Linked DNA regions of Homo sapiens: region 2 is linked to region 1. A link is an interaction called in ENCODE POLR2A ChIA-PET data of the cell type or tissue named here. Cell type or tissue: Caco-2. All regions are shown on one strand. Each heading gives the region's core, and the rest is flanking DNA. Links, peaks and the distances in the headings are about the cores only.

The links. Peaks named below come from ENCODE experiments on the same cell type or tissue, not always from the same donor. Only the 100,000 strongest peaks of a DNase experiment are listed, where the experiment ranks them.
Region 2: POLR2A ChIA-PET joins it to region 1 with 6 read pairs; 2 of 35 experiments call an interaction of 5 or more read pairs at or near these places.

What each region holds. Positions count from the first base shown.
Region 1 is chr14:75,180,365-75,184,755 of GRCh38, reverse strand. No RefSeq gene overlaps it. Among named protein-coding and RNA genes, the nearest start is that of TMED10, 5.9 kb to the right of the region's middle. In Caco-2, for the core only: no CTCF peak of the experiment used is centred there; DNase peaks (open chromatin) are centred at 1,325 and 1,715.
Region 2 is chr14:75,326,450-75,330,840 of GRCh38, reverse strand. No RefSeq gene overlaps it. Among named protein-coding and RNA genes, the nearest start is that of LINC01220, 34 kb to the right of the region's middle. RefSeq lists an enhancer at 1,685-1,854. In Caco-2, for the core only: no CTCF peak of the experiment used is centred there; no DNase peak of the experiment used is centred there.

The DNA.
Region 1 (4,391 bases), core at 84-4,083:
AATTTAAAACTTCTTAGTAGAGTGGAAACTAAATCGTAAATACCAAGTTTTATCAAATGTAATGACAAAAATTGGTCTGCAGTTAGGAGCTCTCATTTCTATTTTCAGCTCTAACACTGACTCATTGTATGACTTGAGGCAAGTCACTAAGCAGTTTCAGACCTCAGCTTCTCCATATAAAAAATGGCAATTAAAATGTTGTACCTACTACATAGAGGAACTAGCATTTATGGAGCAACTGCTCTATGTTCATCTCGTGCTAGGAGCTTTATAATATGTTGTATTTCATTTATTCGATAAGTATTTGTTGAGCACCAACTATGGACAGGATATTGTGCCTGATCTCAGGGAAAGATCAGGCAAAAATCAAAGCCCTTGCTCTTCTGAGCTTAAATTCCAGTAGGGTGGGGTGATAATAAACAAGAAAGATATATATATAAGATACTTTCAAACAGTGACAAGAGCCATGTAGATAATAAAACCAGGGCCGGGTGCAGTAGCTCACACCCATAATCCCAGCACCTTGGGAGGCAGAGGCTGGAGGATTGCTGGAGCTCAGGAGTCTGAGACAAGCCTGGGAAACAGAGTGAGACCTCATCTCTACTAAAAAAAAAAAATTAGCCAGGTGTGGTGGCGTGTGCCTGTAGTCCCCAGCACTGGGGAGGCTGAGGTGGGAGAATCGCTTGAGCCAGGGAGATGGAGGCAGCACTGAGCTATGATGGCGCCGCTGCACTCCAGCCTGGGTTACAGAGCAAGACCCTGTCCCTAAAAAAAAAAAAAAAAAAAAAAGAGCCGGGCGCGGTGGCTCACACCTGTAATTCCTGCACTTTGGGAGGCCAAGGCAGGCAGATCACTTGAGGTCAGGAGTTCAAGACCAGCTTGACCAACATGGTGAAACCCCATCTCTACTAAAAATACAAAAATTATCCAGGCACAGTGGCAAGTGCCTGTAGTCCCAGCTACTTGGGAGGCTGTGGCATGAGAATCGTTTGAACCCAGGAGGCGGAGGTTGCAGAGAGCCGAGATCATGCCACTGCACTCTAGCTTGGGCAACAGAGGGAGACCTCCATCTCAAAAAAAAGAAAAAAAAAGAGAGAAAAATAAAGATAATAAAACCAGATAATGTGGTAGAAAGTAACCCAAGGGGGGGGATACTTATGTGGGGTGGTGACATTCAGTTGGGACCCAAATGATGAGAAGCAGTCAGCAGAGTATATGAGACAACAGCTGAGGAGAGCTCCAGGTAGGCAGCAAGGTCCAAGGCTCTGATGCAGGTAGGGGCTTAAACTGTTTGGAAGGCCAGGTAAGACATTAATGGGTAGGATAATCACAGAGAGGCAGGCATGAGCCAGAACACAGTGGCCTCAGCCTTCAGGCTGTGGCTGGGTGTTTGGATTTTAATCTAGTTGATCTGCTTTACTTAAAAAAAAAAAAAAATCAGAGAAAAAAAGAAAAAAAAATCATTCTGGGTATGTTAATGAGTACGATTATTGTCAGGCAATAATAAAAGCAGAGATAACCATTAAGGAGGCTGTTGTCTTGTTTGCTTAACTGACAGAAATAAATTTTTCTGTAAAAGGTCAGATAGCAAATATTTCAGGCTTGCAGGTCACTTGAGCTCTCTATTGCACATTCTTCTCTTCTTTCTCCTCCTCCTTTTTTTTTTTTAACAGCCCTCAAAAAATGTAAAAGCCATTCTTAGCTCTTGCACAATAGAAAAACAGGAGGTTGCATGCCAGATTTGGCCTGCCTAGCTAGGCAGCAGTTTATGGACCCCTAGCTTATAGAGAAGTAGAAACTGACCAGCATACATTTTAGGACCCAATCCAGAACTGACGGGACTTGATGAACTGACTCTGTCTGGGGAGAAGGTTAGTTAAAGAGGAAACAAGAATGGTGTCATTGACTAGGCAGAAGGTGGTGCCATTTACTGAGATGCGGAAGAAGTAGATTTGGGAGCGGGGTGGGGGAAGAGGGGAGAAGGGAAATCAAGAGTTAAGTATGAATTGCCTATTAGTCCTTCAAGTGGAGATGTCAAGTAGGGAGCTCGATATAGACTCTGGAGCTTATGAGAGAGGTCAGGAGATCCATGTTTGGGAATTATCAGTCTACAGACACATTTAAAGTCATGGGATTGGGCTGGGGATGGTGGCTCATGCCTGTAATCCTAGCACTTTAGGAGGCCAAGAAGGGTGGATCACCTGAGGTCAGGAGTTCGAGACCAGCCTGACCAATATGGTGAAACACCATCTCTACTAAAAATACAAAAATTAGCTGGGCTTGGTGTCGTGCTCCTGCAGTCCCAAGTCCCAGTTACTCGGGAGGCTGAGACAGGAGAATTGCTTGAATCTGAGAGGCAAAGGTTGCAACGAGCCGAGATTGCGCCACTGCACTACAGCCTGGAGGACAGAGCACGATTCCATCTCAGAAAAAATAAAAAATCTAAGGCTGGGCGCGGTGGCTCACACCTGTGATCCCTGCACTTTGGGAGGCCGAGGTGGGCAGATCACCTGAGGTCAGGAATTCGAGACCAGCCTGACCAACATGGAGTAACCCTGTCTCCACTAGAAATACACAATTAGCCAGATGTGGTGGTGCATGCCTGTAATCCCAGCTACTCGGGAGGCTAAGACAGGAAAATCACTTGAACCCTGGAGGCGGAGGTTGCAGTGAGCTGAGATTGCACCATTGCACTCCAGCCTGGGCAACAAGAGTGAAACTCTGTCTCAAAAAAATAAAAATAAATAAAAAATATAAAAATAAAGTCATGGAATTGTATGACATCACCTGGAATGCAGCAGAAGTTTCCAGGACCAGGTCCTGGGGGACTCTAACATTTAGAAGACCCATTGAAGAGGCCCTTGGAATCACTCTCTGGGTCAAAGAGTATGGCATGTGGCAAATATTGCCAAATTGCTCTCCAAAGGGGTCTTTTGTATCCTCACAAAACCCATCTTGTCTTAGCTATGTAAACACACACTCCATGTGGTGCTATACACATGAGTAGGCAGGAACAACTAAGTCAGGAATCCTTGATGGCTTCTGCATGGAGCTGGGGAGTCTCAAGCCACACTGCAGGATTAGGCTGGTGCAAGGAGGTGTCAGGAAAGGGTCTAAGCACTCCCAACCACAGAATCACTAAGCAAGCTTGTTACAAATGCAGATTTTTCTTTTTTTCTTTTTTCTTTTTTTTTTTTTTTTTTTGAGACATGGTCCCACTCTGTCACCCAGGCTGGAGTGCAGTGGTGTGATCTTGGCTCACTGCAACCTCTGCCTTCTGGGCTTAAGCAATCTTCCACTTCAGCCTCCAGAGTAGCTGCGACTACAGGCATACACCACTATGTCCAGCTAATTATTGGTATCTTTTGTAGAGATGGGGTTTTGCCATGTCACCCAGGCTGGTCTGGAACTCCTGGACTCAAGCAATCTGCCTGCCTCAGCCTCCCAAAGTGCTGGGATTATAAGCGTGAGCCACTGTGCCCAGCCCGAATGCAAATTTTTAGTAAGAGCTTCTGATTCACCATCTGGGGTGAGGTGTATTTTAAACATGCCCCCTCTTACACAAAGGAAAATTTGAGAAACCTATGGCTTAGGGATAGATTGGCAGAGGGTGTCTTCATGATATTTCTTCACCTCCAGAGGCTCCAGTGGCTCAGGAATCTTAGGTGGATTTGGCTGGGGAAGTTTCAGGATGACAGGACGGCAGAAGACTGCTGGCCAGAGAGAAGCATTTACTGTAGTTATGGGACACTTTCCATTTGCTCTCCAAGTCAAATGAGGCCTTTCTACCATGCAGATGTAAAACGGTATCTTTTTTTTTTTTTTTTTTGAGTTGGAGTCTCGCTCTGTCGCCCAGGCTGGAGTGCAGTGGCGCAATCTCAGCTCACTGTAACCTCTGCCTCCTGCGTTCAAGCGAATCTCGTGCCACAGCCTCCCAAGTGGCTGGGATGCAGGCGTGAGCCACCACACCCAGCCAATTTTTGTATTTCTAGCTGAGATGGGATTTCACCATGTTGGCCAGGCTGGTCTCGAACTCCTGACCTCAAGTGATCTGCCTGCCTCAGCCACCCAAAATGTTGGGATTATAGGCGTGAGCCACCGCGTCTGGCCCAATGGTAACTTCTTTTTTTTTTTTTTCTTGAGATGAGTCTCGCTCTTTCGCCAGGCTGGAGTGCCATGGCGCAATCTCAGCTCACTGCAACCTCCACCTCCCAGGTTCAAGCAATTCCCCTGCCTCAGCCTCCCAAGTAGCTAGGACTACAGGCACGTGTCACCACGCTGGGCTAATTTTTTGTATTTTAGTAGAGACGGGGTTTCACCATGTTGGCCAGGATGGTCTCCATCTCCTCCTGACCTCATGATCCGCCTGCCTCAGCCTCCCAAAGTGCTGG
Region 2 (4,391 bases), core at 145-4,144, 150 kb before region 1:
TCTTCCTGCCATGCCTGAGCAGGTAAACAGAACCCTCCACTCAGTCGCTCAACCCACAAATACGAGGTCTACCCTTCACCCCTCTTCTCCTGCACTTCAGCTACTGATTTCACTTCCTACATAAGCCTTGAATGTTCCCACCTCCCTCATCCCTACAGCCCCTTCCTTGTTCAGGGCACCATTGCCTCTCTCCTAATGACAGCAAAAGCTTCTTCGCTGTTCTCCAATCTTGCCCCCTCCATCCCAAGTCTCCATATGAAAGTCTGATCTTTCTAAAATGCCAATATAATCCTATCATATCCTAATAAAATTCTTCCATGTCGCCCTAAAGTTCAAATTCTTCAACATTGAACATGGCTTACAAAGCCCCTTTGTGACTGACCTCAACTCACCTCACTCCCTATCATTTCTCTCTCCAACCCTGCCTACTAATCCCCAACGCACACACACACACACACACACACACACACACACACACTCAATAAGCTCTAGCCACTTGGAAGGACTTGCAGTTTCCCAGCATGCCTTACTCTTTCTGTGGCACAGACAGCACTGCCCACCAAATATCACATGGGCTCCCCTACATTCCTAGCCCTGTAGCATTTAGATGGAACTGGGTCACTGGTTCTGGACAATGGGTCATGAGCAGAAGTTGGATGATCACTCCAAGGCTAAATCATTCTCTCTCTCTCTTTTTCTTTTTCTTTTTTTTTTTGACAGAGTCTCGCTCTGTCACCCAGTCTGGAGCTGGAGTGCAGTGGCATGATCTCGGCTCACTGCAACCTCTGCCCCCCGGGTTCAAGCGATTCTCCTCCCTCAGCTTCCTGAGTAGCTGGGATTACAGGCATGTGCCACCATGCCTGGCTAATTTTTGTATTTTTAGTAGAGATGGGGTTTCGCCATGTTGGCCAGGCTGGTCTCAAACTCCTGACCTCAAGTGATCCACCAGCTTTGGTCTCCCAAAGTGCTGGGATTACAGGAGTGAGCCACCGCACCTGGCCTCTCTCGCTCTCTCTCTGTCTCTTCCTCCCCAGCCACATGTTGAGATGACAGAGTCTTGAGACGAAAGCACCCTGGATCACTGAGTCACCCCATGGAGGGCAGTGGCTCTGAATGCACATCAGACTCCCTGCAAGTGAGAATAAACTTTTTTCATGTGAAGCCATTGAGAGTTTTGCATCTTTTTCTTTTACTACAGCATAACTCAGCCTATCTCCTCCAGCACATGATTTCTCCTCTGCCTGGAACAACTCTCCCTCCCACCTCTCTACTATCTACCTCCTCACCTGGACAGTTTCTGCTTATGTCAGCCTTAGCTTAGTTGCTGCTTCCTCCTGAACTCCCAAGTCTAGCTCTGGGTTCTTACTAAGAACTTTCTTAACACCCTAGGAGATCCCTCTGAGCACTTTCCACCCTATATTATAAGGGGCCATTCATGTGCCTCTTATTCCTCACCAGGTCTGAGATGGGAGGGCCCATTCCTCTTTCTGCTTCACAGCTGTACCCCCAGCCCCTGCTACAGGGCCTGTATGTAGGGTATCCAATGGATGTTTGCCCAATGAACAGGTAAACTTTGTATTCACAGGACCTAGCTTCTAGCTCAATAAATATTTAATAAATGAATAAATGAATGACTTAACCTCTAAAAGAAAAAAAGATTTGGATTCTAAAAAGTAGCCCAATACTCATAAACAGCCTTGAATTGTAAAACTATACTCACTATATACAAATTAGTGTGCCCACCCCACAGTTCTGCCCTATACCAAAGGTCAACTATTTTACTTCAATGGGTCAATTAGCCCCTCTTTTAGTGGTAAACTATTCGAATTGAGGAATTGGAGGGTGGAAAGTTCTGCTTTTTGATGACTTATGCTCAGCTGGAGAAACTAAATACAGTACAAAAGCTGAAAATCCACAGCCAGGTTCTTACTCTACAGCTTCCTCACTTTTTTCATGTTTGTTTAACATTTTCTCCCCATTACCTATTGGGACGTCAGTAGAACCTGAACTGGACATTAAAACAGTAGCTAAGTAAATAATGCAAGCCTTTTAAGCTCTGGTGCCGTTCAAGGCCACAGCTGTCCCACAAAGCCACTGACACTGCTGTCGGGTCAGGTGGCTGGGAGGGGATGGGAGAGGCTACACGGCCCCTCTCCTTAGCTGTCAGATGCCTATGGAGGCACTCAGACCATTTGGCTTCTCCATTTGTCATTTTCAGCAAGGCCAAGAGCTTGGATCTCTGGGGACCTGGGGCAGGCTGCTGCAATTTTCCCCAAGAGTTCTAGCTCAATCTGGGTGAAACCTTGAGAAATCAGAGAGGAAAGAGCTATCAGTCCGATGCAATTCAAGGCAGCAAAGATGTATTGAGCATTCACAAACCTGAGTCCCTGGAAGGAATATCAAGGAAGCATGTGTCCCAGATGGTGCCTTTAAGGGTCTGTCTTGTTTCTTATGAAAAAAAGACAGAGTTAAGCACATGAGACAAAAAACAAGAGCATAGCACAAGGCAGTGGATAATCAAGTGCCACTTTAAGCCGTTTCAGCTTTACAAGAGGTTAAAAAGGTGAAAGAGTGATGTGATCAAGAGAAGGCAAAGGGGACCTCATTATAATATTGGACGTTGGATGCCTGCTCTGTGCCAGGCCCTACATACATACATTACTGCTCAGTCTTTTTTTTTTTTTTTTTTAGATGGAGTCTTGCTCTGCCGCCCAGGCTGGAGTGCAGTGCAGCTCACTGCAACCTCTGCCTCCCAGGTTCAGGGGAGATTCTCCTGCCTCAGCCTCCCGAGTAGCTGGGATTACAGGCACTTGCCATCATGCCCAGCTAATTTTGTTTTTGTTTTTGTTTTGTATTTTTAGTAGAGATGGGTTTTCACCATGCTGGCCAAGCTGGTCTCAGATGCCTGATCTCGTGATCTGCCTACCTCAGCCTCCCAAAGTTCTGGGATCACAGATGTGAGCCACTGCACCTGGCCTTTTTTTTCTTTTTTTCTCTTTTTTTTTTTAAAGACAGAATCTCACTCTGTCGCCCAGGCTGGAGTGCAGTGGTGCGATCTCAGCTCACTGCAACCTCCGCCTCCCGGGTTCAAGCAATTCTCCTGCCTCAGCCTCCTGAGTAGCTGGGACTTCAGGCGTGTACCACCATGCCTGGCTAATTTTTGTATTTTTAGTAGAGATGGGGTTTCACCATGTTGGTCAGGCTAATTGCGAACTCCTGACCTCGTGATCCACCCGCCTTGGCCTCCCAAAGTGCTGGGATTACAGGCATGAGCCACCGTGCCTGGCCCACTGCTTAATCTTTACAAACCCCATGAGGTAGGCTCAGAGAGGCTAAATAACGTGCCCTAGGTGGCAGAGCTGGTGGACAGCAGAGCCAGGATTTTAACCCAACTCTTACCTCAAAACCTGTGTTCTAGACCACCTCGTCTATACCCTCTCATAATAAGTCTTATTTTTTAGGACTGAGAGCCTGAGCTGAAACCTTCACATAACTTGTTTTTAGCCTCCACACTGTCCTTAGGAGGAGAAATGATTACTGCCACTTGACACTTGGAAAAAAACGGCACTCAGAGAAGTGAATGCTCCAACAGGGAAGGAGGGGAACTGAGAGATCCCTAACTGTAATACAACTCGATTTTATTTAAATTCGGGTATCCTGTGTATTTTCATTTTCCTGTCACTAATTTTTATTTGAACCAAAAAGGCTTTGGAGGTGGAAATGTGACATTTTAGGAGCTGGGCACATCTAGAGATCACCCATTCCTTAAAGACAAATTAATAAGCAATCTTCCTGTGACTCCACTGACCAAGATCATAATTGCTGTGGGCCCCATGAGGAGCCTTAGAGGAGCCTTTGGAGGCAGGCTTTGTGCTATGTGCTTTTGCAGTTTCTTGATGCTTCCTATTGGCAGCAATATTTATTTGACAGTGCATGTAAAACACTCCTATATGACAAGCACAGTGCTAACCCTTCCCCTCCTCACACAAATCTCATTTGAGAGAGGAGAAAACTGAGGGCCAAGGAGGTCCAGTTACCAGTTTGAGATTGTATAACTAGTCAGTTGTAGAACCAGGTTTCCTGCCTCCAAGACCAGAACATGTTTTTACATCTTCCTCAGTCAAAATTGTATGTGGAGTAGGCAGCAGACCACTCCTTAAAGCAATTTTTTTTCTTTTGAGACATAGTCTTGCTCTGTTGCCCAGGCACTCCAGGCAAGATCTGGGCTCACTGCAACCTCTGCCTCGCTGGGTTCAAGCGATTCTCCTGCCTCAGCCTCCTGAGTAGCTGGGATTACAGGTGCCCACCACCATGCCTGGCTAAATTTTTTTGTATTTTTAGTAGAGACGGGGTTTCACCATGTTGGCCAGGCTGGTCTTGAACACCTGACC